4 separate regions of the Mus musculus genome follow, and regions 1, 3 and 4 are each linked to region 2. The links are chromatin loops, found by intact Hi-C in ENCODE. Cell type or tissue: left cerebral cortex. All regions are shown on one strand. Links, peaks and the distances in the headings refer to the core of each region. The heading gives the core; the rest is flanking DNA.

The links. A loop is a pair of places that touch in the nucleus more often than their neighbours do. Peaks named below come from ENCODE experiments on the same cell type or tissue, not always from the same donor. Only the 100,000 strongest peaks of a DNase experiment are listed, where the experiment ranks them.
Region 1: a loop joins it to region 2, with 2.1 times the contacts of the local background. A loop is called at or near these places in 2 of 42 quality-filtered maps.
Region 3: a loop joins it to region 2, with 2.3 times the contacts of the local background. A loop is called at or near these places in 3 of 42 quality-filtered maps.
Region 4: a loop joins it to region 2, with 2.4 times the contacts of the local background. A loop is called at or near these places in 3 of 42 quality-filtered maps.

What each region holds. Positions count from the first base shown.
Region 1 is chr2:66,120,170-66,127,646 of GRCm38, reverse strand. It overlaps Galnt3 (polypeptide N-acetylgalactosaminyltransferase 3), which reads left to right and starts at 2,854. Exons shown (of 11, transcript NM_015736.2): 1 at 2,854-3,123. In left cerebral cortex, for the core only: no CTCF peak of the experiment used is centred there; DNase peaks (open chromatin) are centred at 2,559, 2,887 and 3,388; H3K4me3 peaks cover 1,650 bases.
Region 2 is chr2:66,174,419-66,181,895 of GRCm38, reverse strand. No RefSeq gene overlaps it. Among named protein-coding and RNA genes, the nearest start is that of Galnt3, 53 kb to the right of the region's middle. In left cerebral cortex, for the core only: a CTCF peak has its summit at 2,902; DNase peaks (open chromatin) are centred at 3,235, 3,406, 3,848, 4,652 and 3 more places; H3K4me3 peaks cover 1,474 bases; H3K27ac peaks cover 1,749 bases.
Region 3 is chr2:65,925,718-65,933,194 of GRCm38, reverse strand. All of the region lies in intron 3 of Csrnp3 (cysteine-serine-rich nuclear protein 3), which reads right to left. It overlaps Gm52514 (a long non-coding RNA gene), which reads left to right and starts at 4,642. Exons shown (of 3, transcript XR_003953842.1): 1 at 4,642-7,477. In left cerebral cortex, for the core only: no CTCF peak of the experiment used is centred there; DNase peaks (open chromatin) are centred at 1,789, 3,036, 3,731, 5,675 and 1 more place; H3K4me3 peaks cover 2,378 bases; H3K27ac peaks cover 3,665 bases.
Region 4 is chr2:65,936,398-65,943,874 of GRCm38, reverse strand. The region is part of intron 3 of Csrnp3 (cysteine-serine-rich nuclear protein 3); the gene reads right to left. Among named protein-coding and RNA genes, the nearest start is that of Gm52514, 12 kb to the right of the region's middle. In left cerebral cortex, for the core only: no CTCF peak of the experiment used is centred there; a DNase peak (open chromatin) is centred at 3,273; H3K27ac peaks cover 221 bases.

The DNA of each region.
Region 1 (7,477 bases), core at 820-5,819, 54 kb after region 2:
CCAATTTTACTTATTAAACTATATAATACTTTTAGAATTCATTTTTTACTAATTTAATTTTATGTAAGTTGTTTCAATTATTTCTTCCTGTTCATTATATATTTTTTCCATGATGATTCTCCACCGTATGCCACTTAAATGAATTTGACTGTAAAAGAATTTTGTATGGACTCACATGATACTCTTAAGAAAGGGATGTGTCCCTTGGGAGGGAAGGCGCTTTACATCGTGTCTGATAAAAGAAAGGCCTCTGAGAGTTGGTTGCTTTTCAAACCATATCCTTTAGATTACCAACCCACTATTTTTTTCTTCCTTAGATTATTTCTCTATATGATCTGAAGCCAGTCACTCTTAGCATCTATGTTGTGGTCAGGATGCCTTCCTTACACACTGGGGTGTTATTGATGGCTTGTTTTGTTCCATCTCATGGCACTTGACAGACTTATTCAGTTCGCACATATTTCCCGAGAAGCTACCACATATCAGGGGATGATCTTGGTGCTTGTTTAGACATTAACCGAAATGATTAACCAGTGAGGATCTAAAGTCTACATAACTTAGCAGCTTCTAACTAGTCACAAACTAGTGTTCGAACATACATGTATGTGTTGGGGAGAGAAGAGGTGTTTGTGGCAGTTCTTTCCTGTGTGAAGTCTGCCCTGTTGCCTAACTTTTCCAAATATGTACTATTAAACAGGCTTGTCTCAGAGACACATGCATGCACCAAGCCTCCTGAATTTCCACTTTGTGAGGAGATGTTAATTTCACTCCTGTGAAATAAATGATTCATTTCGTAATTTGAGTAGAATGGTACTTCCAAGATTCTTATATCTGACTAGACTTAGGATATTAAACATTTCAGTACAATAATAGTTTCTCTTGGCCTGTAGCATTTTAAATTTAATATGAAGCAGAAACACTTTTAATTAATTTTTAAGACCTTGCTTTCAGAATGATGTGAAATAACAGTTCAGATACCGTATGAAGTGGAACAAATATGCTAATTCAGAAACACTGAGGGCTTGGCTGCCATCTCTGTCATCATAAGCCGAGCAGTGAATTTTTTCTATAACCTCGAAACACCTTTCTTATCTTTTCTGGCCACTCATCTTGCAACTTGGGGCCTATTTTCTCTCATTCTCTTTTGGTAAGCCTTCCCTAGCTGCCCTTCCCAGTTGTTTTCTGCTATGACTAGTCATCAGTGCACCTCCACCTGCGATCCTATACTGCCGTCCTGTTCTGACCCTGCTCCTGTCAGTGGAAACCGTCACTGTTAGCCTCCCGGTGAGGAGTAAGAACTGACCATCTTCGGCTCCACGCATCCTTTAGGGTGGGCAGTGCACAGGAAGGGAAGAGGGATGTTGTGGTTTATACACTTAACATTTCCTCCAAATCCCCCCAAAGATGAGCACTAATCTCTCTCCATTTAAACACAAGCAGCAAAAAGACGTTGCAGAACCAAAAAATTAAAATGAGTTTTGGAAATTAATGTTTTTAGTTTTCGGCCCACAGATACACAGTAGATAGTTATTATGGTAATATACACAATATACACGTGCCTCTTAAATCTTTATTTTCAGGGGAAAGAGGAAGAAGGAACTTTTAAATGATAATGCTAAAATGTCATACAAAAGTTCCTGGATGCCTACAAAACAATTGGAAATAAGCAAAAGAAAAAAAAAAGTTACCTAAGTTGCCGAACTATATGAAGCTATATGAAGTGAAACTATACTACAACAAATGTTGCACATAAGCCAAGTAAAACTAACACCTGTTGATAATGTACTAAGATTTTAAAACTTAGTTCCAGTTCACATATAAAACTCATAAGTTAGGAAATAAACACCGTGAGTGTCAAAATGTGGGAGGAAGGCTTCCATCATTCTTTATAGGAAAACTCATCACTGCGGAATCAAACAGGTCGCCCAGAGTCTTTAGCTGTTTTTCCACTTCCCTGAATACTTTTGAGAATAGTCAAATAAAAAGTTCATAGAAATGTGTAAAAGCAATTTGAAGTCCTGGTTTTGAGTGTCAACGTCTCCAGAACAGAAGGCATAGTGGAAGGGGTGGGGGGGCACGGTGTAAGTGTCTCAAACACACTGGCAAAGCCTAACATGTTTAAGAGTGTAGGTTCTCACCTTGCAGAACAGATGTTGGCTTTTAATCTACTCTTCAGTGAAAACAATTCCTTTCCAGGAAACCACAAACTCTGCCCAAACCCTGGCAGAGGGGTTCTCCCCGAGGGCGCTGCTATCCCTCTCCTGTGGATATTGATTGGTTGGTCTTGCAATAGATAGCAACCCAGGAAGGGGTGACGGTGGACCCCAAATCAACTGAAACTTGACCAAAATACCAGAAGCTCTACTTTGAAAAAGGGAGTCGCCTCCTTGGGACCTGAGGCTTCCCTACCCTAGCGCCGGCGGCCAGAAACGGAAACCACTCGCTGCGCTCAAGTGAGAGGAGTGATGAAATCAAGGCTACAGGGGAAGGAAGCTCACCAACCTAACTGGTGACAAAGCTGCTGAGCCTCGGGAGGAAAGCAGCACGGTCTCCCAGGGGTCCCGGGGAACGCCGCACCCCTGGGTTTGGACCACCCGGAGAGGAAGAGGAACCGCGTGGGGTTAGGGGTAGGGGGAAGTGCGGCTCAGATTTCTCAGCGTCCCTGCCAGTGGGCTCTGGGTACCAGGTGGCCGCGGCGCGGGGCAGCGCAGGCTCGGCACTGCGGAGGGCTGGCGGGCGGGCAGCGCGCGGGCGGCGGAGGAGTTTGCTTGGCGCGCGCCCGGCCGGCCCGCGGCTCACCTGGAGCGCTCAGGTAGGACCGGGGCGGGGCGCGGGGCTGGCGCGCAGGCGCGGGATCCGGCCTCGCCCCTGCCGACGTCGCCGGCGGGAGCTCACCTGGGAGACTCGCAGAGGAAGAGGAGCCTCGGCGTGGCCTCGCTTGGCAACGCGGGAGGCCCGGCGGGAAGGCAGGAAGCGGCGGCGGAGGAGGAGTTGAGCCGAGCGGCCACGAGAGCCACGGCCACCCGAGTCGCCGGCGTCGCCACCTGCACTTGGCTCTGGACCCCCGCGGACAGAGCCCCGGCCGGCCGCCGCTTCCCGCCGCCTGCCCTGCCCACCTGCCAGGTAAGCCGGCGTCCAGCCGACCGGGCTCCCGCAGTCCCAGCAAGGGGACAGCGTGCGGGACGGCCCCGGAGCTGCCCGCGGCCGGTTGGACGCGGTCTCGAGAGCGGGTTTCAGTTGCTCCCCCTCGGGAGAGGCCGGCGGGGATACCGATCACTCCTGTCGCCGGGTCCCCTCGGCAGCCCCAGAGCCTCACCGGGGCAGAAAGTCCCCCTGGTACCCCTGGGCCCCCTGATAGTCCTCGGGAGGGCGGGTCTCTGGCGGAGGCGCTGCTCAAGGCTTGCCAACTTGGGCTAGCAGGTTGCCTGCCCACTCCCGGGTACCGAGTGGGCCAAACCCGCTACGGGGAGGGCTGTGGTTGTGCCGGGCAACTTTCCCCGCTAAGCCCAGACAGTCCTAGATTGGAAAACGGCGGCAGCCAGAGCCATCACGAAGCTTGCCGACTGGTTTGGAAGGCGCTCGGTGGTCGGGACCTGGGCATCCCGCGCACTGCACTTTTCCGGGTGCCCTCCCCGAGCCAGAGCTGCGCCCACTTTCCGGTTGAAGGTGGCAGAGTCCAGGTCTTTGTGGCAGGAGGAAATGGAACTGTGGTTCACCAGCTGCCTCCTCTTAGAGGACCTGTTGACTTAAGGACCAATGTATCTCGGATCTGGTGTGCCTGTGGCATATGACTCAAAGGTTCAAAAAAAAAAAAAAAAAAAAAAAAACCAACTTTGTTTCAGCATCCTGCCACGTCTGAACCTGGAAGTGCCAAGCCCAAATTCCTGTCTACCTAATTAGGATTTTCGAAAGCCTATGAATTAAGGTTGAAACTACTCTTAGCATAGACTTAATACTTAATTCCTTCCTTCTGTTTTGGGAACTCCATCAAGTTACCTTCCTCCCCTTTCTGATTTTTTTTTCTTTTTAAGAAAATGTTTCTAAGTTATGGCTTGATATTGAAGTTACACTACCTAAGGTACATCTGAACTCAAATACTTTTGTAAAAATTCAGAAAGTTACATTTGAATTTGAGAGTTTCTGGTTGTGAGAAATTCCACTTTTATCATCTAACTTTGAGTTTGTTACTTAGACATATGAGTTCAAAACCACACCCTATAATTATTTCTTTTTAACCTTTAACATCAACTGAAACCTAACATGCATGTTAGTTGAAACATTCTGGGCAGTGTATTCATACCAAGCATTTCTTATACACTGTTTTAACCAACATTTTTTTTTCATAGAAAATTTTATTAATAAGTTCCACTCTCTAGGTGTGTTTAGTTCTGCCTTTACCAAGTTTTAAAAACATATATTTAGGTTGTACATGCTTTCTTTCTATATATTTTTTAAAAAAATATTTCTAAATATATATTTAGATTGTAAAATACTTAGCCATTACATGTTTCTTAATGAGGTGTAATTAAAATTTTTTAAAAAGAAGAAAGAACCCCACCCCCACCCCCCCACACACTATAACAACACATAATTGTTAATTCAACCAAGGGTTTTCAAGAGCCTCACCCACCTTCTTAGTCATGTCTCCATCCTGAGAAACTGACGTGCTAAGTGCTATTTGAACATTGAGCAGATAGTACCCCCTAAATTTTGACTCTCTAACTACTGGGCAAGCATTATCAGACCATGAAGGGGGCAAAAGTAATATGTTCCTGTTAGTTGTAATAACAAAGGGACATTGGTTTCTATCTGTAAAGGATGGGATTGGGGGTGGGTGGGGAGTGTTTTTCTATAGCACCATCATGAAGACTTAAGAACCGTAGAGTATCTTCGAGTGCTAACATTCTTGGACTCCCCTTCCTGCCTTGGCCATCCAGTCAGTCCATCCTGATTGAATAGCTGAAGCCCAGAAGGGTGTTCTAACTGTAGTGCACCCTGCAGGTGCTAGAGATAGCATTATTCTGGTGGCTTGACTGCGGGCTCCCAGATCGTACTATCTCACCACTCTCCTGCCCACTTATCATAAGATGCCTATCTTCTTCTTTCACGGAGTTTGTAAGGGCTTTGTAATTATAGGAGAGTCCATTGTTCTGGGGCCAGCTCTCCTCTCCTCCCATTTCCACCTTGCTCTGAGTAGACTCGGGCAGACTTGCTTTCCCCTGGCTGAGGTTTCACGTGTATATTGGCGGTGCCATATGGACTGAGATTTTTAATCCCTTTTTGGTATTTCTGAGACACAGTTGTTTTTTTTTCGAGCCAGTTTGGATGACATTAGTCAGTTCTGATCTTTTATTATATTGGCTTCAACCATATTTTATAAGGCATAGACCCAATGTCTCCTATCCACTTGAAATAATCTAGACATTTGGTTTCAAGTACACTTCCTTAAGACCAGTGCTGTAAAAACATTTTTTTAAACCCACAATCCTCTAATTTGAAATATTCTGTTTCAACCCAATACATGCTGGTGAGTATGTATGTGTATAAATGAAATGAGTTTCACAAAACAATATTGTTAGTGACTGTGTGTGTGTGTGATTTTCAGAAGCAATATCTATCTAACCTTAGAATATGGATGCTCTTTTTTTTTTTTTAATTTGCCTTCCTATACAAATTGATTTCATGTCCGCTAATGGCTGGTACCTGTAATGCTAAAATGGTACTCTCTTGTGAATACACATGGTTTTAAGGCTCATTGTTCTAAAAGCTTACTGTCACACACACAAATAAAAATTTTATAAAATCATATTGCACTCCTACTTAAGCATTTGGTGGAGGCTCTAGGATATCGACACCAGATTAATACATCAGGGCTACACAAAATCTCATTCTGTATTATTGTACTTTAAATGGGTTCTTATGCTGTAGTATATTTATGGACAGGGAAAAAACTAGAAATGCTTTTGTGAGGGCATATTGATGGTAACAATTATCAAGTCAAAGTTTGAGACAGAAAAATAATTGTCACACACACACACATACACCTCAGTGCTAATTTTGTTCAAAATTTATGGCTGAGTTCTAGTTCTGTTGGAAATTATGAAAAAAAAATTTGTAGGGAATGCATAGCCCAATTTCATATGTATGTATGTATGCATGTGTATTTGTGTGTATGTATGTATATATGTATATATGTGTGTGTGTGTATGTATATATATATGTGTGTGTGTGTTTATGTATACTTATATAAATATATTTTATAAATATATATATATATATATTCTGTTAATATTTTGACTTATTATGAAACAGGTAGAAGAGATAAATTACAGGAATCATTTCCATAAAATACTAGATTTAGAATTTAGATTAAAGTGCTGATTTATGACTTGACAGAGAAGATCACAGGCTGCTCTTCCAGAAAAACCTTCAGTTCCTAGCACCCACATGGCTGCTCACAACAGACTTAATCCAGTTACAGGAGATCTGACATTCTCTTCTGGCCTCTCTGGGCCTGCACACATGTGGTGCACACATACATGCAGACAAGACATCTGTACATTATAAATATATACAAATATATTGAAATAAATCAGTAAATTAGATCAAGGCCGAGAGTATTGGTATATACCTTTAACCCAAGCAGGTGTGAGGCAGAGGCAGATACTGGTCTACATAGTGAGTTCCAGGCTGACTGAAGCTACATAGCTGAGATATCACATTTAATGCCCCCCCCCCCCCAAATTAGATCCTTGTGTGATTTGTAGGGATATAGTCTTGGAAAATCTGATTGGGGATAATTAACATTTTCAAAGACATTTTTAACTTGAACCTTTCCTCCTTCAGAAAATATTACTGTATTTTATAATTCGAAAATGGATAATACAGAAATCATCTAGTTCTCAGTTTACAAGTTGTTGTAGCACATTTGGAATAAACAGATCATTTGTTCGTCTAAAACCTGATCAAGAAGAAAGGAGGAGTTTGTGGTACCTAGCCAGCTGTGCACCTGGTTAATACAGGATTGTCAGTATGATATAATCGGAGTCATTTAAACAGAATGTAGTGTCAGTGACAACGTTGAGGTTAAATCAGTTCCAGGAGTGGCAGGAGACCAAAATGCATCAATTTATGGTAAAGCAGCGGCAAGTAAGATGTAGAATTCTGGGTCACTAGTGACTACTGACAACTAGACAGAGCCTTCCTTCAGCACTCTCTGAATTGGGATCATAATTCTCTAACCTTTTCTGTCTACTTGCTTGAATTTCAAACTATGAAAACTAATTTGCTTATCTATATGATTGCCTGCTGGGTATCTTTAACTTATCATAATACCTGGGGATTATACTTGTATAAACCAGGACCTTTATCATACATAGCACAATCAAAAACGAGAAAGTTTCACTTCCTGTAGTCTATTTATAGATGTTAGAAATTTTACCATGTCTTACCCACAAAAATTGTGTGTGACTCATTT
Region 2 (7,477 bases), core at 1,008-6,007:
AAATTTTTAAAGCTGGAAAAATATAATTATTAAGGTTGTATATTTGCCAAAAAATATAGACCCATATATAACAGTCACCACGTACACACAAAACTGAATGTATATTACCCAATTGTTACCTGAATTATAATTTTTTTCTTTGCCATGATGAAAGTTAACAACTATAATAAACATTTTATACTAAGAATAGGGCATTTAAAATTAAATTTAAAAGTTAATTAAAATTTAGAGGGAAACCTTTGCAAACTTCCTTTTCACTGTTTAAAGATCTTTTCTTGGTGAAGATGAGTCAGGGGGCAAAAAGCTGACCCTCAATTCTTAAACTTTTCTAATTGTTCCTAGAAAATATATTCTAATCCCCTGTGATTGCCAGAGATCCAGAATTGGAAGAGAGAAAAGAGACTTCCAGAAAATGAGTATGAGTGTAAAAACAACTGAATAAGGGAACACAACGAACACATCACCCTAAGGGGCCCAGAACACAGCTTTAGGAGGACAGACAGACCTGTGAGCTGGCCACTTGCCTGCATGTTGGGCTTTTGAGTAGTAATGGGGTTTTAATGACGATCTTCCCACATTAAATGGATTGGAATGGTGGAAATCACTAATGGCATTCAAGGTCACAACACTGGGTATAAACAGTCTTACATGTCACCGGCTCCTTGGAGGAGGAGGGGGGCCCCCTCCCCCTTTCAGGTTTGGATAAACCTTCCTTGAAGATTAGTGACACCCTAAAGAATGGAAGGTGAGGAGGCATAATAGGAATATATTTAGATGTGAGGACAGAGGAAAGACAGGGTAGAAGTTTTTATTTGCCTGATTACTTTTTAAGATAGATGTATTTTATATATTGAAATGTTAATGGGGGAAAGTCAGAAAAAAATGAAGGCACAGGAAATAACAGATGGGGAAATATAAGGAGGAAAACCAGGGCCCTGGAACTTTAGAAGAATGAGTGAGGGGTGAGTGTACAGTTCCTGTAAAGGAAACGGGGGGGGGGGGGGGGGGACACAGAACTTCAGAAGGTGCTGGCCGGCACATACAAAGGTGGCTGGAGGAACCCTCGCGTTAATGGGCTTCCGCTGTATGAAATAATCTTTGACCAAGGGCAGCCCCTTATCCTACAGAAACATGGCGTCTTATCCTACAGAAACATGGCGTCTTATCCTACAGAAACATGGCGTCTTATCCTACAGAAACATGGCGTCTTGGCTCAGACTTGAGGAATTCTTCATGTATTTCTTTGTTCCTGGTTGTGGTTGCTGGAAGTCGGGCCCTCCTGACTTGAGCTGGGGAGTGGCAGGGTGTGGCACTGTGACGTAATAAATCACACATAAATCTTAGGAGCAAAAATGTGCTACCTACCTCCTAATGCTTTTATTCAGAACCAGATGTTCTTTTAGAGAAATGCTTCAAGCTACGATCTGCCTTCCCGTGCTCGCGCATCAGCGCATCTGGCACAGTGCCTGTGAATGTAATCTGAGCCCATAAATGAGAAAAGCTGAGTAACCAGAGGATTGCTGAGAGCCTCCTTCCGAGGGGACGGCCTCAGGAGGGAAGGCAGTCTTTAAGTCAATCAATTTTCACATAGTGTTATTTTTATCGTCTTAAAAGCAAAAAAAAAAAAAAAAAAGAAAGAAAGAAAGAAAGAAAGAAAGAAAGAAAGAAAGAAAGAAAGAAAGAAAGAAAGAAAAGAAATTTTGGCAATCTTAAACTGTTTTTAAGAAAGCAGGGATATTTTGAGAAAGTAATTACTACTTCCGTTTCTGCCCAAGGCAGCCTAGTTGTATTTTTAATGTGGGAAGTGATGTAAGAGCCTGGGAGAACACTTTGCCTCAAGACCCGGTGCTATGGCGTAACAGGCAGCATCACACTCAGATTCATCGCGAACACTGAAAGGCTCACTCGGCTTATCTGCTTTCAAGAAAACTGACGAGCCAAAATACCGAACTGCAGGAGTGTCAAAGCCAGACGTCGAAATCAACTGATTCAATATGTGAAAACTGGTAACTGATGAATGAAAACTTCTGTTCACTTCCCACCAGGACCAAAATCACAAAGTACAGAAGATACTTTGATACAAGAATTACAGAGGAGAGGAGTGTGTGTGTGTGTGTGTGTGTGTGTGTGTGTGTGTGTGTGTGTTGCGGGGGCGGGGGGGTTCCCTTACTTTCCAGCATGAGGAGATTCAATATCTAATTACCCTGCCCACCCACCCACCCCACAAGATGATCCCACAAGTCCTCTGTTTTCCACACACTCATAGAAAAACTCATATACACAGAGACATATAAAACAAATAAATGTAAGAATCATTGAAATTTCGATTTAAAAAAAAATCTATTTTTTGAGCCCAGAGTGTAGTACTGTGTCGTTTCTGCAGTTAGTAAGCATGTGTTCATGCATGAACACACAGACATGGGTCAAGCAGGTGTACTTTGCATGTATACATGCATGTTTTAGGAATCACTGAACTCACATCAATTCCAACTCATTCACAGAGCTCTTTCCTCCCGAATCATTTACACGAGGCTTCACACTGAAATCCCAATCGCAACACATTGATTTCTCATGAATCCATCTAAAGTTCAGAATTGCCTTACCCAAATAACCATAACAAACAAACCCACTGAATCCCATTTGTTACAGTCCTCCCTGCCTACGTATACACACACACACACACACACACACACACACACACCACACTACCAACTTTGATTTTCAGTCCTGGTAAATGCAAATCTACTTTAAAATGCCCCCATAACCATATCCTAGTAGCACAAAGCATTTAAAAAGTCACACTGAAGAAATTTCTTGCTGGTAAGAGTATATGCTGTGCTCCATAGAGCAGCTTTGCCGCCTCCTTGTGTTTCTCTCCTTGCAAAATGAATTCCATCTTTTCCCATGCCAGCACTGTCATACTAACGATGTAGTGACAGAAAGTTGAACAGGAGACTCTGCAGCTTTAAGCAAAGCACCATGGGGTGAAGAATGAGAGTTGAGCACTTTTGTTAAAAATTGCGTAGAGAAACGGCGTTATTAGAAACTGATTTATCTTCCCATGGACCCTAAGTATTTTCAGATTCTGCTGTGATGCTCTACATGGCAGCTATAAATATCTACAAAAGAACTCGGAGGGAAATGTTTTCTTCCTATATTATTAAAACTATGAATTTCTGACTCATAGCAGCCAACACTACTTTCCCTTCCACCGATCCTTTCAGACTGCTGCCTAACTCATTGAGTGAATCTTGGTCTTTCCTTGCAAAGGATTTATTTCCCCTATTCTTTATTTTGTATTTACATTTTATATCTGCTTTCTTGAGTCCTGCAGACTCATAAAAATGGTTTTGAATAGCATAGCAGCAGAGATGATGGGGAGGTCAGCTATGTTAATTTCAAAGTGCCCCAGACTTCAGTGTGAGGTTGCCTAGCAACCCATCTCTCAGGCCTCCTTTGTGGGTGAGAGAAGAGAAAGCAATTCTTCTGTATACTCTCAAGCTGAGATGGCTTTATAAAGTGAAAAATCCTTTGCAAAGGGTCCAGCATAACCCCTGTTTCTCTTCTCCTGCCCACTCTGTGCACTTTACCCATGATGAGAGAAAGACCCCATCCTTTGATGCTTGAGATCTGATACGTACATAAAATAGACCTAGGTGCAACATGGTCAAACGGCACAAGTGACCTCTTTCCTAACATTGGATTGAGATACATTAATTAAACTACTCAGCTTCCCCTTTCTTTAATATGAAAGCACACTTTCCCCCTCAAGTTCTTAAAGCCAGTAATGTTAAATGAAACAGCAACTGCCTGCTGAGCATCGGTTACCATAGCGACCCAAGCCAGTAGAGGTGTTTTTCTCCGTAGGCACAGGATGGCTGAAATATGTCCAACCAGGGGACGCAAGCAACATGCTGACTAGAAATCAGCATCTGGGAGGAGCCTGCTCTGTTCCCTCTTATCCACACGAACTAAAAATAAAATAAAATAAAATAAAATAAAATAAAATAAAATAAAATAAAATAATGAAACCTTCTGCTATTTCCTCAACAACTGAGAATTGGACTTCAGTGGGTGGCAGAAACACCCTGTTGAAGCATATAGGAGAAGACGGGGAAAGCTACGGACCAGTAAAACCCACATCAACGGCTGAGAGATCGTGACGAGATCCACTGCCTTTTCAAACAGCACTAAAAGTACAAAATGAAAGGGGTCAGCTGGAGACTCACATTGTAAAAATACTTATGTCCAACTCTTAAAATCATTTATAATCTATGCTCTATCATTAGTTTCTGAGCAGAGAGCACAAGAAGGGAGCACATTTTGGTTCAGATCAATATAGTTTTACTGGACAGTCTTTCTGACTTAGAACAGTGTGAGGCACACTGCTCAGTACTCGTCTGACTGGCCTCCAATCCTGGATGAGTACCGAGAGGCCACATAGCATCTTGGGCTTTTGCACCAAACAACCTAGATTTTCATCTTGGCCCCTTCTTAACAGTGCAACTTGGGGCAGATTTTCTAGGCCTTTGTAGTCTCTGTTTTCTGGTATTTAAAATGGTACTTAAGAGTAGATTGTTGACATGCAAACAAACAGATAGATGTGAAACAGTTGATCCAACACTGGCCCGCTGTCTGTCAGGAATTTGGCATGAGCAGGAAATGCTCACACAGCAGGTAGAAAATGCTCTGCCTTGTGTTGTGCTTAATATGGGAGTAGTAATGCAATCCCAGCCAAAAGGACACACCCGCACGGGAGCCTCGCTGCAGATTTTCACACACACATTGGTTGCTATGTCATCGTCTGTGTATCCTGACACTCGCACCCCTTGAGGGTCGACCTCCAGGACCACTTCAAACAAGAAGCTTCTTACTCACATTTTACAGCTCAGTCTTGTGTTCCTAGCAATAACTTGCCTTTACAGAAGTAGAGAAAAGAGTGGACAAGGGCATCCAAGTGCAGTTCACTAATGGAGCGGTCAAGGTTGCTAGCAGTTATATAAAATGCAACATGTGTTAATTTCTCAAATACCTTTCCTGAGCACTCATTTTCTTTTATTTATTTTTTGTTTTTGTTTTTGTTTTTTTGTTTTGTTTTTTTGAGGCAGGGTCTTTCTGTGTAGCCCAGGCTATCCTGAACTCACCTTCTAGACCAGGCTGGCCTGGAACTCACAGAGCTGAGTCTGCCTCTGCCTCCCCGAATGCTGGGATTAAAGGCCAGGCACTCATTTCAACAACAGTGTGATTCCTGGTAATTAGCAAGTCACTCTCACAGCTTATGAAATGTGTATCCCTCTACACATTGCAGACTACTGAACCCAATCCTTTTCGGTCCAGAGATGAGGGGTGGAGCTCAGATTATGACTGATTTACTACATCCATTCACAATGTGAATATATTTACATATGTATATACATATAAACAATGTTATATAGTGTGACCCTACACACACCAAGGGCTCATGAGCTCAAGGCAAGATTCCTAGTGTGCTGGCACTAAAAAGTATTAGAAATTTGCAGACGTGAGACCTAATGAACAGTGATTGAGTCACCTCAGTACTCGCTTCTGAAGGGTGTTTCTCCCAAGACTCCTGTTAGTGCCCCCCCAAACTAGATTATTATTAAAAAGTGTCCATCTCTGCTTTTGGCTTCCTGTTTTACTCTGTGATCTCTAATTCACTATATTATGTTATGAAACCATGATACATACCATCACTGGAAGCCAGATCAATGGGGTGGCCCATAACTGGCCACCAACTTCCAACCTTGTACGCTGAATAAGCCTTGCTTTCTCATAACTTATCCACCCTCAGGTATTTCATTATAGCAACAGAAAGTAGGCTAAGGCATACATAAGTATGCATAGGCACACACATTAGCCATGAAGTTTGTTTATTTGTTTCAGGTTCACAGAGGCATAAAGTGTTTCACTGTTATCTCAAAGTAGACTCAAAGCTCCCCCCAATCTAGCTGTGGACAGGGCTGAGCTTGTCTCCTGTTCCTGAATGTTTGTATTCATTCACCTATCTAACCACTTATTAATTCCAGTGAAGAACTCTTCCATGCTAAGCACTGTGCCAAGCAGAGGGCCCTCTCACATGACAGAACCACCTTCTCCAGGGCTCACAGTGATGGCATTGCTTCCTTGGTGCAAAGCTAAGACTGCACCATATGTAGTTCCCCAGTCCCTAACAGTATACACAGGAGCAAGGGGAACAATATACATAGGTCTACAATAATAGATAAGAAAGTTGCTAGGTGTGGGGCAGTGGTGGCGCACGCCTTTAATCCCAGCACTTGGGAGGCAGAGGTAGGCAGATTTCTAAGTTCAAGGCCATCCTGGTCTACAGAGTGAGTACCAGGATAGCCAGGGCTATACAGAAAAACCCTGTCTCAAAAAAACTAAGGAAGAAAGAAAGAAAAAAAGAAAGAAAGGAAGAAAGGAAGAAAGGAAGAAAGAAAGAAAGGAAGAAAGAGAAAGAAAGAAAGAAAGAAAGAAAGAAAGAAAGAAAGGAAGGAAGGAAGGAAGGAAGGAAGGAAGGAAGGAAGGAAGGAAGAAAGAGAAAGAGGGAGGGAGGGAGAGAGAGAGAAAAGAAAAGAAAAGAAAAGAAAAGAAAAGAAAAGAAAAGAAAAGAAAAGAAAAGAAAAGAAAAGAAAAGAAAGAAAGTTGCTAGGTCTCAAGGTGTGCACTACAATCATTTCTGCTTGCTTCGTTAGAACCTGTCTCTATAGGACTAAGTCCGATAGCTATACCAGGCATAGCTGATCATCTATATTTTAAAACCATATATTAATTAGAAATAGAGAAAATATTCAACTTTCATTGAAATAGCAATTTGAAATATGGTAAACTGTTTTTTTTATAATTTTTAAAAGTACATTTTAATTAGAAATATTGGTGTTTTGCCTTTGCATATGTCTGTGTACCATGTGTGTGTGCCTATTGACCTCAGAAGATAGAAGAAGACACCAGATCCCTTGGATCTGAAGTTACAAATGTTTGTGAGCTGCCATGTTGGTGCTGGGCACTGAACTTGGTTACTCTAGAAGAGCAGCCACTATTTTTAACTACTGAACTATCTTATCTCTCTGACCCTTTTTAAGACAGTGTACCACTAAGCAGCCCAAGATGGCCACAAGTGTGTGCTCTTCTTGCCCTAGACCTCCCAAGTGACCCAACACACCTGCCTTAACCCAGTAATTACATTTCTTTTCTTTCTACCAGGTGTCTGCTCTCTGCTATGTCTCTGGCAAAGGCTTTCTGCTTTTCACTTTCCACTTTCCAAACCCAGGACAGTCACAAACATCCATGGTCTGTGTTTTCGTACTGTGTTGATATAGAACGAAGTGCTTTGATTTTATATTGCTCTTACTGTGTTATGTGTTTTATATTTATACATTGTTTAATCCACATGTAAAAATGCACCTTAACTACTGACTCAAATGTTTTGAAAATTGAGAAGAAGCTGGAAGAGGAT
Region 3 (7,477 bases), core at 904-5,903, 250 kb after region 2:
ACACAATCTGTAATGCAGGCAGATGCACAGTCAATGCCAATGAAAATAACATACTTTTCTCATTAACATTGAAGCTACTGAATTGTTGCATTTATATTTCTTTAGTGATGTGGGTAAACAGTTGAATTGTGCTGTCTCAGTTTACTTGATGTGAAAATTAAAAAAAGCCGTGTGAACAATGAGTGTGAGTACACACTTTTTTACTGTAGGATGGATTTACTATGATGTAATCACACATTCTACAGAAGTGTGATATTAGTTGAGGGAGGGAGTCTTCATCCTGCTATGAGATTTACAAGGATCTCTTTAGAATCCTGATTTAACTGAAAGAAAAAGTCATAGGAAGTTGGAGATGTAAAATTTTACACTGTCTGAAAAAATTCAAAGACATTTAATAACAATTTAAAAAAACCAAAGGTATTGAAGGAGTTTAAAGCAAAAAATAAATAATCGCTTCTCTAGTAATATTTTCAACAATGCAACCGAGAACAAAAATTCTCCAAACCAAACCCCAGCCTAATATAAAAACGTAACTTCTTAAAATTATCCTTATAGTGCTTTTCAGCTACAAACAAAAGAATTCCATTATTTAATCCCACATACCTCACAAAAATCTTTGGCTGGAACTCAGTACATCTTTAAAATATATATCTTTAAAAATGTAAAAAAAAATCATAATTTACTTAAAGATTTGTTTTAATATTTATCTAGATATTTCAACCAGGTAGATTTTCAAAATCAACACATACCCAAAAGGGGAAATTATTTAGGAACCTAGACCCAACTGTTTCTCTCATGAAATACTCAGTCAGAACAAAAAAAACCCCAAAAATAGTGAAGCAGGAGGGAAAAATGAATAATAATCAGAAGAAGAAGAGGAAACTAGCAAAGGACAGCTTGAAAACCAGCAACAGCCTGCCAATTGCCACAGTGAATTTAAATAACCAATCACCATCAGTGTCTTTAACAGAAATAAAATCAGGCGCATCAGGAAATGTCATCGTACCTGCATGCACTTTAAATGACTACGGCACACGGCACACGCTGTAAAATCTTCAGAAATAAAGCACACTTCCTTTAACTGCTGCAAAACACGGCTGCAGAAGCCCAGGATACATTTTTTTTTTTCAGGCAACTGATCCAGCTTTCAGCCAGCCCCGTGACCTCTGAACTCCCTTCTGCCCCCTCCTCTTCTGCAGTCAAAGCCTGTGCTGCTCTCATTTGCATAAGGTTCAGGCAGTGCTCCAGCAGCCAAAGCGGAATGCTGGGTAAGGAATTGTGGAGCTGCAGTTCGCCCAGGGTACCTGCATCCTGGAGCACCCGGACCCGCAGTGGGGAGTGGGCATGCTTCACCAGGCTGTCAACATCGCACCCGCTATGTCCATTAACGGATAAAAGATTTTAGCGGTTGTTTCAGCCTTGCGTTACTTGTTTACGGCCTCCCCCACCATAAGAAGCTGTCTGCAGCGACTCTGGTAACCAAGGAAACCCAAATAGTCAAATACTTCATTTAAATACGTGAGGAAGGCCAATTTAAAATTGTCATTAACTTCTCTTGTTTTGGAGACATAGCTCTTTTTTTTTTTTTAAAGTGGAATATGTATCGTATGCGTAATCAGACATATGGGATGTTTTTGTTGTGGTGGTTTAAACAACAACTTACAGACATCCATTTACATTAGGCACTCTACACATTAGATGCAGTCATTTCAGTAGTCTTGAAAAATGTTAAATGTGCCCAAGTGCCTTAGAGATCATCATCTAAAATGGTACCCAAAAATTAATTGTAAAGATTTTACGTCCCAGGATGCCTTTAAAGGGTAGAGCAGTGAAAACGTAGAGCAAAGTTAGACTGCGTATTTAAATTCGAAGAGTCACCTCATAGAAATGCCTGTCTTTCTTTCCCAATGAATTTGAGCGGTGAGCTATTTATTATTTGTTATCTTGGCTTTGATTTCCTATCTCAGCAATCTATTTGCAATACAAACTTCTGTATTACTCATAAACTCAAGAGCTACTTATTTGCAGGTAAATATTACGTATGTATATATTTTATAAATATCCACAAAGACATATTTTCCTTTTCTGAAATATTGAACCAGTAGGAATTCTGATCATCATAGGGTTGACCCAGTCATTTTCTTAAAATTAAGCTAATTTCTTTTTCTTCATATGTTAATAACTAACATCTATAATATAAAAGGTTTTATAAATGTTTTCCATTTCTGGGAAGAATCATAATATGGAAAATAGAAGGCAAATAATTACTAGCATCTTAATAAAGTACAAAATACCTTTAAGTAACATTATTGACATTTTTCATTTAAATTTTTTTATTGAAAAATATTAGACATTTTACCTAAATACCCTTACAGGATAGTGAAAAATATCGGTAAAGTCTGAATCAAGTATCTTCTATAAGAAATACAAACTAAGGTAATATAGAATTTTTTCATACAAAAAAGTGAAGCTTTTTTTATACCTGCAATTTATTAGTCACTTGGCTTTATGTATTTCCGCATACACCAAATATTAGCTATTACTAAATTAAAATTTTCCGACCTATACATTTTTAAATAGATAAACAACTTTTCAGTTTAAAATAATAATATCAGCATTTCTGTTTATTTGACTCCATCAAAAATTGAATCTTGCTGGGTCACTTCAAGTGCACCTTTCCTATTTCCATTTGAAATACCTTTCAAAGTTTTTGTTTAAGGCAAAAACACCCATCAGCCCAACCTAATTTAAATGCAATCAAATACCAGGAAGTGTTGGGGGGGATTTATAAAAAAATCACCGACCTGTTCAAACAGCTGTAGTCGAGTCCTGGCAGTCTTTATTCATTAGAATCCAAAATAAATTGATTATCATTTTACAGTATGTGTCAGCATCACGGAAGGCATCGTTCTTCCTGGTTCAGTGGAATCTTCTTACATTTCCCGGCCCCGTGTTTTATTGCTGGTACCATATGCTTTATTGTTCCGAGACAAGAGCTTCCCTCGCACAAAGACTCATTACCTACTGCTTGCTGCACGGCATCAGCCTCAGCCAGGCTGCCTATATGTGATCACATGGAGCTCTGTCTGAGCAAGCCAGCCTTGCTTCTGACTTCACTGTGTCTATGGATATTTTTATCAGCTGACTCTACGAGAAGGAAGAAAACAGCAGATAAGGGACTTGCCCTAAGACATTAATGAAGCGCGATTAGGGAAATCCCCATACTAGATTTTATTATTGAAAATGATTCGACAGCCATTTAAAAGGGGAGAACTAGATTTTATTTTAAATAAGAGTTTATATATATATATATAAAAAACCACTACCACCAACAACAAAAAACTTGCTCAAGCCATTTCCTACCTTGTGTTTCTGAAAGTACTATTTATAAATACCATCCAATCTAATGAACCAATTGACCACACATTTTTAACCTTTCAATTGCAACTATTTCTTTTCTTGGTTCCCCCAACCCCCACTAAAAGGCCAGAGGCTGATTCCCTCAAAATTTCTTCCAGTAAAATTCCCATCACTAAAAGATACAACATGTGAATACAAATAGAGACCAATTGTTTTTGATTCGGAGGATGAGAGGCTTAGACTCTCTTTACTGAAGTACATAAATGAGGTAGGTGATTAATTTATCTCCTCAAAAGGCAACACATTCCTAGAACAGCTGACTACAATGAACAACAAAGATCCCAAGTTAAAGAACAGATGGCTCTTACTAATTCTTAAAACCGCAGTAACTTATTTTAGACAGCTTACCTCAGTGGGGCATATGGTTTACCTCATCTGATTTTAATGCTAACAAGTCCTTCCAGAGATGATTTCTCGACATTTATGGGAACCTTTGGCAGCTTTGATACTGTTTCAATACACATATACTATGTATGTCTGAGTACATCCACACCAGCTTTCCATAACTAAAGTCTCAAAACTTGAAAATCAATTACAGATCTTCAGACAAACAAACAGACAGACAGACAGACATACAAAACCTACATGGCTGATGGAATTTGATTTAAAATTCCATATATTTTATGGACTATTTGGTTGATAGGCTGCCTGACTTGAATTGGTATTTGAAAGCTTTTGACTCAAAAACATCAATAATTATCCGGTGGCAAATACATGAAAATTCCACTAAGATCATGGAAGGAAAAACCAAAAGCATCATAAAATGATGAGAAAAATGTATTTCCTACACCATTAGATTGATATACAGTGTATTCTAATGGCCCTTGTAAACATGTCAGTACTTAGAAAGAATGAAGGTACATACACTCATGTGCCTATTGATGTGCACACATGTCAACCTACAATCAATAAACTCTTATTTTCTAAAAGGAAAACGATACAACGTAAACATTTTTCTCAGCTGAACTTTAAAAATGCAGAGTAACTCGGTGTGACTAAAAAAAAAAAATAAGTTCTGAAGTGAAATGATTTTTCACGGTTTTTCATATTATTTGCAGGGTTAGTATTGATCTGGAACATTTCATGTCTTGTGTAGTAAGTTTTTCTTAGCATGAAAGGGATACTGGGATATACTTCCAGTGCCACCATTTTCAAGTGTTTGCTCCAGAACACCCATGTTCATCTTCTGTTCTACAATATAGAGACGCAGAACCTTGGGCCATAAGTGAAAATGCAAAGAAAAAGTTCCTGTGGAATCATCATCCTCTGGCTTCCTAAAGGTGCCTGTGTTTTGGTGACTACCTTTGATGACGTCAGCATGCTAATGCACAAGGAAGTAAACAAAGGGCAGCCATTTTTTTCTTGTATTATATCACTTCAAAAGAGGGAGATAAAATGGCTGCCAAGTAGAGGAAAAGACCCTGGTTTTTTTTTTTTTTTTTAATTGTTATTTCAGAGTTCTTTGGGTGCTTCTGTGGGTCAGATCATGGGAGAGAGGAGGAAAAAAAAATCCATATATGTGTGATTTTCTGTCTAGTTATGAATATAAGGATATAAGAAATAATTTGATATAAGACCTGAAGATACATGAAAACAATATAAAAATAGCTAAAACAAGTGTCTAGGAAAATGAGGAATATCTGATAGGAAGACTTTTCACACAATCTATTAAATGTAAACAACCTGAAATTTTCATTTATGTGGAGAAGAGAAAACTAAAGGTAGATGCCAGAGGCAGAGAGATCTTGAAACAGGAAGACTGGATCACGAAGTAGTAATAGTCCTCTTACTTCTTCCTTAAATGACCATGGTAAGTTATTGTTAAAAGTGATACCCTAATTTCCAATTCTGTAATGGGGAACAAATACCTTCTAGTTAGCAAGTCATGGAATACATAGAAATTCTTCTACATTTCAACTCCACAAATTAGATTTAACCAAGCATTAGCCATTGATATTAATAATAAAGAGCCATAGGTTATAAAATCATAATAACTACTTACAATCATTTTAATAAATTATTTTATAACAAAAGCAAGTAGGGCTTTGGGAGAAAACGATTGTCTTTATATAACACATTTTTAAAAATGGAAGACATTTAAGAAATAATTCAAAATCTCAGGAACTTGCCTTGTGATTAAAACAAATGAGAAAATAGACACTTCACCACGACCAACATTCTGGAATTCTGTGTCTGCAACATGGCAAGAGACGCTACAGCAGCGAGTCTCACATTACACAATAAACAACGGTGTTTCTGCTTCTGCAACACTTTCATCAGCCAAGAGTGCCTCAGATTTGTAACTGACAGAGGAAGACGAGATCACAGCTTAAAACAGTGAACTGTGTCCAAGATTAAAGGGTGCTGTAGTTTTATGATATTGAAAGTTGTAAACAAAGATAGTTCATCTCTTACTATTGATTCTGACTACCTTAGCTTTCCTCTGAAGGCAAATTGACATCATAGAATCACTTGGCTTCATCCTTTTTCCTTCAAAATAGGCAAGGATTATTAAAAGGAATCTAAGATGTTTGCTGTTAGTAACACAGACATAGACTATTGCTAGAAGGATGATCTACTGAACAGGAAGACGCACTGTCCTGAGCGCCTATGTTTCAAGGCTGTCTGTCTATCTGCCCTTTACCCCAGCACCTCCTGGTGAGGTCGCCCTTGATAAGGCTGCCCATCATTTCCTTCCACTCTATTAGGGAAGTGAGTAACTTTGCCATGTCAGCTTAAAAATCCTGGAGCAAGGCAGTCCAATTCAACAAACATTTATTGGGAAGCTCCCATGCCTCAAGCTCTGAGACAGTTGCTAGGGATATAAAAGTGAAATATTAACTACTTGCTTGAAGATTGGAATCTCTTTACCTTAAAAAAAACAAACAAACAAGTAAATAAAAAAATAAGAAAATAAGAAAACTGCTGCCTGAGAACGTGATTGAGTGGGGGTGACACAGGAGAATTGCTTTAATTTTAAAATCTTATCATCCCAAATCTATACTTCACGTAAAATCAGTATAATGTCTTTATGCTGAAATTGTCTGCTAAAAAAATGATGTAATATAATTGAGCAGCATGAGACTATTTTGTTTGTTTTCTTGTTTTGTTTTGTTTCGAGACAGGGTTTCCTCTGTGTAGTTCTGGCTGTCCTGGAACTCACTCTGTAGACCAGGCTGGCCTTGAACTCAGAAATCCACCTGCCTCTGCCTCCCAAGTGCTGGGATTAAAGGCGTGCACCACCAACGCCCGGCTAGCTACTATTGCTGGTGTATCTGTGAGGCTGTGAGGTCCGCAAAGAATGAGAGGTAGGGTCAACGTCATAGGTAAAGGAGACAGTTTAGCCGTTGACTAGTTCGATGAAGTACTGCCCACCCACAAAGTATTGGAAAACATGGGTAGCAACAGCGAGCTTGACCTGAAAGTGGTGACTGGGCAGAAAAGAATCTAGTGGACAAAAAGATGGAATACTTAAAGCCTGGTGCGATAAACTGGCCTTTAATCTTGTTTATGTCTTAGAAAGCTAATCGTCCAATGGCTCAGCTACCGGTCCCATCCAGACCAGGGAACGTTAATTAAGATAGCTTTATCATGCTCAGTAATTTTGCATGTATTTTGATTTGTGCTGCCCTCAGAGTTTCAACTTTGAAATAGGGTGAAAATACTTAATGTCAAATAATATTAACATGTTTGGAAGGCTGAACACAGCTGTAAAACAACTTACTTTGACTACGGGGCACACAGGAAAGTATTGACATTATTTTCCTATTTCTGATTTTGGCATTGTGGGAGGGGCTGATGGAGGGGAGAAGAATATGTTCCGGTTGGACAAAAAAGAAAAATGTAATTTCGATTATGAAGGGTAAGGCTTAACATAATGTACAGAACTCGGCAAAGGAACGTGGAATTTTATTCTTGTAGCTTTTCATTTTACTTGGACATTAGGCAATGAAGGCAGCAGATGTTAAATGTAGCAACCCGTGAATGGACACTAAAGGGCACGGGTTAAATGGCTGGAATCGCTCTATAACTACGACTATCATAGCTACAATACGAA
Region 4 (7,477 bases), core at 1,154-6,153, 240 kb after region 2:
GAATATGCTTGGTCGATGGGAAGTGGCACTATTAGGAGCTATGGCCTTGTTGAAGCGTGTCACTTTGGGGGTGGGCTTTCAGATCCTGTGCTCCAGCGCTGCCCATTGTCTAAGAGAGTTTCTCCTGGTTCCTTTTGGATCAAGATGCAGAACTCTCAACTCCTACAGGAGCTGCCATACTTCCTGCCATGATGATAATGGACTGAACCTCTGAAACTATGAGCCAACCCCAAGTAAATGTTTTCTTTATAAGAGTTGCTTTGGTCAAGGTGTCTCTTCGCTGCAATGGAAACCCAAAGTAAGACAGAACTTGGTACCAGGGACTAGGGAATTGCTGTGATAGGCCTGATCATGTGTAAGTATTTATTTCATATTGTATTAGATATAAGCATTGCTTGGACATCTCTGAACACATTGATGAAAAAAACACTCTGCAATAATGATGATGAAAAAGTGTTATTTCCTTTAATATATTTCTGATTTACTTTCGTAAGAGAATGGGAAGACCAGAGGAAAGGAACAGAATATATCTTAACGATAAATAAATAGTCCCCATTCAAATGAAGATCAGGTTATGCGATCTGCAAATGTGTCACTTTAAAATTTTAAATTGCTAGATTGAGTAAATAAAAATGTACTTCATCCAGTTCTATTTGAATTTCAGAAAGAAAAAAAAGAAATGGATGACATTTCAAGCATATTTATGGCTAAATTATTATTTTTTTGCTTATATGAAATTCAACTTAACTGAACAGTCTACATTTTAATCTGACAATCCTAATTGCTCCTGATAAGGAAGTAAGCTTAATGTGTAATCAAAAAAAAAATATTGAAACAGGAAACAGGAGCTATACCAGATGAAAATCCATCGGGAAAAAAAAAAAAAGAAAGAAAGAAAGCCAGCTCACTAGGCTGAATCACAAATTCACTGAACAATGGGGAAAATGAAGATGTTGAGTGGGACTGGTCAGTCAAGGGCAGTCAAGCCCGATGGCCACGGAAGGAGGAAACCTTTCAAGTAACACTGGCCTTGCAACTGTTTCTTTATAGCATTGGTTCTCAACCTCTCTAATACCAGGACGTTGCAATACTGTTCCTCATGTGTGGTGACCTCCAACCATAAATTTATTTTGTTGTTACTTCATTACTGTAAATTTGCCATTGCTCTAATTCATAGTGTAAATACCTGATATGTAGGATATCTGATATGCCAACCCTGTGAAAGGGTTGTTTGACCTCAAAGCAGGCGAGACCCACATATTGAGAAACGTTGCTTTATGGTGCGAGCTCTTTCTCATAGACAGAGAGGCAGTGTACCAGGAACAATAGGTTCATGTCACCTAGTCAGTCCTTACTGCATGAAAGTGATAGGCACATGGTTAATATTTAGAGAACATTTCCCCAGAAACAATAGAAGCCATCTAGAAACTCCTTGTTCATGTTTGCCTGGGGAAGGGTTAATCTCTGTACTAATAATTCTGTAAACAATTTAAAAGGGAAAGTAACGTAAGATTAGTAAAAGAAATCCTCTTTCTTTTTTATGCAGCAGTATTGAGAAAGCCAGTTATAATATCTGCTTTACAGTGTGTAAATGAGGGCATTGCAAGGTGTGTGTGTGTGTGTGTGTGTGTGTGTGTGTGTGTGTAAGTGTGTGTGTGTGTGGTGTGTCAGGACTTGTCAAAGAATAAAACAATCATGATTGGATTTTTTTTCATTCTTTTAACAAATTCTTTAACAAATTCAAAATGCTTAGACACTACAACCAAGTTCTTTTTCAATGAACTTGATCATATGAGAATGCTTGCTTGATTTACTTCATTGGTACAGAAAATACCAGGGTCTGGATGAAGTCTTATACACAAGATTTCTGTCCTTTAACTTGACCCAGGATGGGAGGTGATGTTTACGGTTTCTTCTGGTTGCCTCACCAAGTTCAAAGAGTGAGTTGAGAGCCACCGCAGACACAGTGTACACACTGGAGAGAGGCTCCTTTTTGAGAGAAGGTGGGCCAAGCTCTGGAAGGAGTCTCATGAGGCACAAGGACACATCAGCAGCCAAGCTGCCCACTGGACCCCAGTTCTTGGTCATCCAGTTGACAGTGGGAAGGTTTGATGTAACATTAAAGAAAAGAGGACTCAGAAATTTCATATTATACATTACCTTTATTCTTTGGGGCAATCAATTCTTAATCAAATGTTCCTAAATATATGGATAATTTTTTAAATGCTAGTTTGTATGAAATCCTTTCCATGCTTAATTTTTTAAGCTATGTTTAATTTCTGATGTTCTACCCTGACAGGATCATATTAATAAAAACAATGACAAAAGTCCTCAGTTTCTGTTAAATAAAACCATCATTATTTAATCAGTTGTCCTTCTAAAATGAAATTACTGCAAAGTTCTTTGTGCTTCTTTTCAAAGCCTTTCATTCGGAGATTTTCTTTGTTTGCATCTTAACAATTTTTTTCCTTCATTTCTTGCTTTTCCCTATTTACCAGACTCTCATACTCTTGCATAAGTGGTGTGCAGATCTGAGATCCCTACAAGGTAAAACCACTTCTTCAATACATTTTGGTTTTAATACATCCTCTATGGATGCTTCTATGTTGTGAACACAGTGGAGAAGCTCTGTGTATCTGTGTTTGTTTTATTTATGTTTTGTGCCTACTGCTTAACAATATTTCTTCCCATCTTCTTCAAGGTTTTGTTGTTGTTGCTGTTCCTTTTAAAAGTACAACATCTGTAAACTAGGAAAATGTAAGGCAACACAGTTGCATAAAGGATTAGGGAAAGATGAAGGATATTCGAATTTCTTGTGCTGTGTGCTATGAGACACACAATTAGCTACTTAGTTAAGGATTTTTAGTAATCTGGGTTTAGAACTCAGAGTATGTCTGCATCATGCCCTTTTCTACTTTTCCAATAAACTTCAGTGAGGTGACGACAGCACATGAGGCTTTATTGAAAGTGAGAAAGCACACATATGCGCATGCGGAATGCTTCTTCAAGAACAACATATCGGTTTTACCAGTAGATATGCTGCCATTCCAGGCCATGAATCAGTGAACACTATGAAAGCATGAGGACATCTTGGAGATGTATCAGTCTATACGTAGTGAGAAGATGTATATTTTTCCCTAAGAAAGTGAAAGTATCTTCGTCCCCAATACTAGGGCCAGTTCTGCCTAAGCCCATTTGGCAAGAAAGCAGCTCCTTTGCTGCCAAGAGGAGCAGGATTTGGCACAGATTTCGCAAGGTGAAGCCCTGTAGGTGTTTCTGTGGGGCACTACCAATGTGAAAAATGCTGCTGGTGGGTTGCCAGTGGGAGAAACAGAAGTCAGCCAACGCCTCTCTTGTCCAGGTGTCTGTGGAAGCCAAGAACCCTGGCAGCAATCCTGCCTAATAAATATTTTTGTTGGAAGAAATGACTGTGGGATTTCCCCAGTGATGTATGAATCCCCCGAGTTGGAGACGTCTGTGACTTTGAGTTAAAGATTTTTATCTTCATTCTTATGCAGTGAATATCAACATTTTTTGCCATCTGATAATTTGAAGTTTAAGGAGACAGAAGCAATCGACCCTTCCCTCTCCCCCCAGAGGAAAAGTGTACAAAAGCACAAACATATATGGCATCTGTTTATGGGATCTGAGTTTAGGAAGCTCTTCTCTGGTTATTAGCTATCTTCCCCTCCACTTTGGTGAATAAAGAACCTGGAGGGATGGCTCATTTGAGCACATTCGTTCGCAGAGTCAAAAGAACTTTGAGGATCCATTGGCCCCATTTGCTTTCCCAGATGAGTGGGTTACCCAAGTTAAAACACAAGCTCTGAGCTGCCTTGTTTTGGAGGAGGAGCTAGGGATCAAATGTAGTGCTTCAGTGTGCGAAGCAAGTGCTGTACACTGGGCTACCCCCTAGCACTACAGCCTCATGTTCTCTGGCATGCATGAAAAGAGCCCGAAGTATCTCTCAGAATATCCCTTGCAATTTCATTGTTCTCCCTTCTGCCCCACAGCATTCTTAAACAACTACCCAAACTGGTGTCTATCAGTCTATCAACCTATAAGTTTGTGACTGGGTGACAGGGATGTTCTAGGTTGGAGTATATTTCCCCAAACATCTGCCTTTCCTAAAAGATGGCTATATTGCCCTGTTTCAAACATAGTAGTTCTAATGAGAATTCACTGAGTATTCAGTACAAAGCTAATAGGTGACTTGTACCCTTTTTCCTCAAACCCTACCACATAGCTTTAATAAAGGATACCAAGTTTTCAGATGTCTCTATAGACCCTTAGGTCAAAATTTTACGATAGAGCCTATTGTTCTCTGAAAAATATTTCTTGACCTGTAGCAAACTGGGTTTAAATGGCTGCTCTGCACTGGTGTGACCTGAGTGAGTCTGACACTATTACAACTGCTGGGCTCACCTGATGCTGGATCATATTTGAATGTACAAGTTGCCACGGACTAATATGTATTCCAGTGCTTGCTCAGGACGCATACTATCATATCTGGGTCAGATACTAACAAGTGGTATAATTTTAAAAGTGCTTCTTGCCAAGTGTGGTTTCCACGTCTATCAAAATAAGGGGTATGACAACATTAGTAAGAGACTCTAGGGTAGTCTCCTCCATGGCTTGCAGCTAAGTGACAAAGACTGTGGCCTCTGAGTAAGAAGTGCTACCTACCTCTGCACAGTCTCTTCCTCCTCAATGCACAAACTGAATGACTAAATCGACTTGTTTTGTTGAACAACAAAGGAATTTTTTCTGGCTGGGCCTGGGACACACCTTAGAGGCTCCCCCATGCTGCTATGTGCTTTGATGTGCCATTGGGGTTGGCATTTCTGCAGGAAAGCCAGACCGTGGCTTTTTAAAGGCTTTGCCCTTAATAACTGACCGTCTGTTATTTGGAAAAGTAGTTAAATTGATTACATGCCAGTCTAAGAGTCAAAACACTTTCTCCAAGGCCAATTTTTAGGGTGTTCGGTGGGTTTTGTTTGTTTGTTTTGTTTTGTTTTGTTTGTTTTTCTCATTAGCGAGGGGAGAGAAAACCAATTAAGAAAATAAGAGGCTTCTAAACCTGTTGAAAATGCTCATCAGCCTGTTACATGCTCATTTTCCCATCCTAACAGAAAAAAGTCTCAAGTGAAGACAATGGAAATGTTATTTTCTATGCTTGCTATTAGGACTTAAAAACCAGTACTTAGCGTAATGTCTTGAACCACTGAGGAGACTAAACGCATTAAAAAGAATAAAAGGACTATGCAGACATGGAGGAATCACTATTACAGTGGCCATAAAATCTAACCCTGTCTCTCCTACTTAGCACTTGAAGTTTTCTCTGTCTGTAGAAAGTTTCTGACTGAATAATGAAACAGACTAAGCAGTGTAGCTGAAGGGTACTTAGGAGCTCTGGTAATGTTTTCCTTGGAGGAACCATCAGGTTAGTGTGAAGGAAAAGAACGTAAAATCCACAGCACCATTTTCCTCATAAAGCATCCTGCAAAGGGCATGAGAGAGCAACAAGACCACGCTTCACAACCACACCCATCCACGCGGCACAGAAAAGAGGAAATTTCAAAACTTAGGATTTGTAAGAAAAATAACTTCGCACATTCTTTAAAACGAATCACCACCCTAGGCAAGACATGGCTATTTATCCTCTAAAACAAAGAACAACTGGCATTCAACCTGAAGCTGACATTGCATTGGGCAGCAATTAACACATGTAATCTATGTGGTAAGATTCAATACCTGGGTTTTTATATTTAACTAAATGTCTGACCAGTACCAGTTAAAACGGGTCCATGAAGACAACCACAAGTCACACACAAGTCACACCACAGTCATCAGTATCTTTTCAAAGATGAAAACTGAGGTTTGTGACTCCGCCCCTCCCCCCCAAAAAACCAGTTCCAAAGAAACAGAGTTGATCAGAAAAGGCACTTCTAGCCATCCTACTAAAGTTATTTACAATAAAATAATGTAGATGAATTTTCTGAATCTCATTTGAAGACCTCTGCGATTCAATCAATTCCAGCAATGCTTAAGCAACATTACAATTCATGAGACATTTAAAATCGCAACGAGCCTGTGACATATAGGTCATTTCACTGAGCAAACAAATTAGTACTCCTGTGTCATCAGGTGAAACTTAAGATGTGCCAAGCTCTGTCTGTACTAAAAATAATGAATGAATTTCCAAGTCTTCAGATGCAGTGGACATATCTGAATGGAGCCAAGGTGAGAAAGTAACACCTTAACTGCATACACAAAGCAAAGGAAAAAATGGGGAAACCTGTAAAGGTTATAAAAATAGCTCTACACATGGTTTCAGCACACCTGCAGACCTTTGGAGATTTGAAGTATCTACAAAATCACGTGTCATTTGAGCCCCAATAGCCATGATGGCTGCTCCCTCTACTGTCTCCTTAGAACTCAAGGCATTAGCTCTTAGTGCGACTTAGGTTGACTTTCAGTGGAGATTCAGAACATTTTTTTTTTTTTTTTTTTTTTTGCTTTGGGAAATGGTCAGTAATAGTTGCAGAGATGGCATCAAGGTTGGCACTTGAATCTACACTCTTAGCTGCATTCTTGTTCAGCCTCTGCCCATCCCATGATATGGGACTGAAATCACATAAAACCAACAATATAAGAAAAACACTTACCTAGTAAGGTCACAGAATGCAGTATTAGATACTGTATTTTCTAAACATGTTTTGGGTTTTCCTGCATTTACCTGTTCTTGCTTTAAACAAACCACTCAGATTTTAAAGCTGGACTTCTTGGTCCCGTTCAAATGTTGATGTTGAAAAGCAGATTAGAAACTGGGCGTGGCGGTGCACAGCTGTAATTCCAGCATTTGGGACACTGAGACTGAAACAGAAGGACCTCCAAAGACTCTAGGCCAGCCTGAGCTACATAGTGAGTTTGGGACACTCTAGGCTGTACTTTTTAAAAATCAAAACCAACCAAATAAAGTAAGAAAGAGAGAGAGAGAAAAGCCTATAACGTACAGAACTATTTCCAGATACTGTATCCTTGTCCTCCCAGCCCCTTTCAAGACAAGGTTTTTCTGTATATCCCCGGCTGTCCTAGAACTTGCTCTATAGACCAGGCTGGCCTTGAACTCAGAGATCTGCCCACCTCTGCTTCTGAGTGCTGGGATTAAAGGTGTGTGCCACCACCACCAGGCTTGTTCTCATTCATAAAACATTTCTTGGCAAACTAAACTCAGGAAATCAACATTCCTTCAGATTTACACAGTTCTTCAGAGTGTATTTACATATTTACAAAAGTGGTATTAAGTACCATAACCCATATTCTGCTTTACCTGTAGTATGTTTTCAAATGTACAGGATCATGCAATGCTATCATATGCTCCCTGGGCCTGGGAACAATGTGAACCATGAACATGTGTAAGGACAACTCAATGCCTGTGAGGATTCCTAAGCTTGCCTGGAGGCAAAGCTACTTC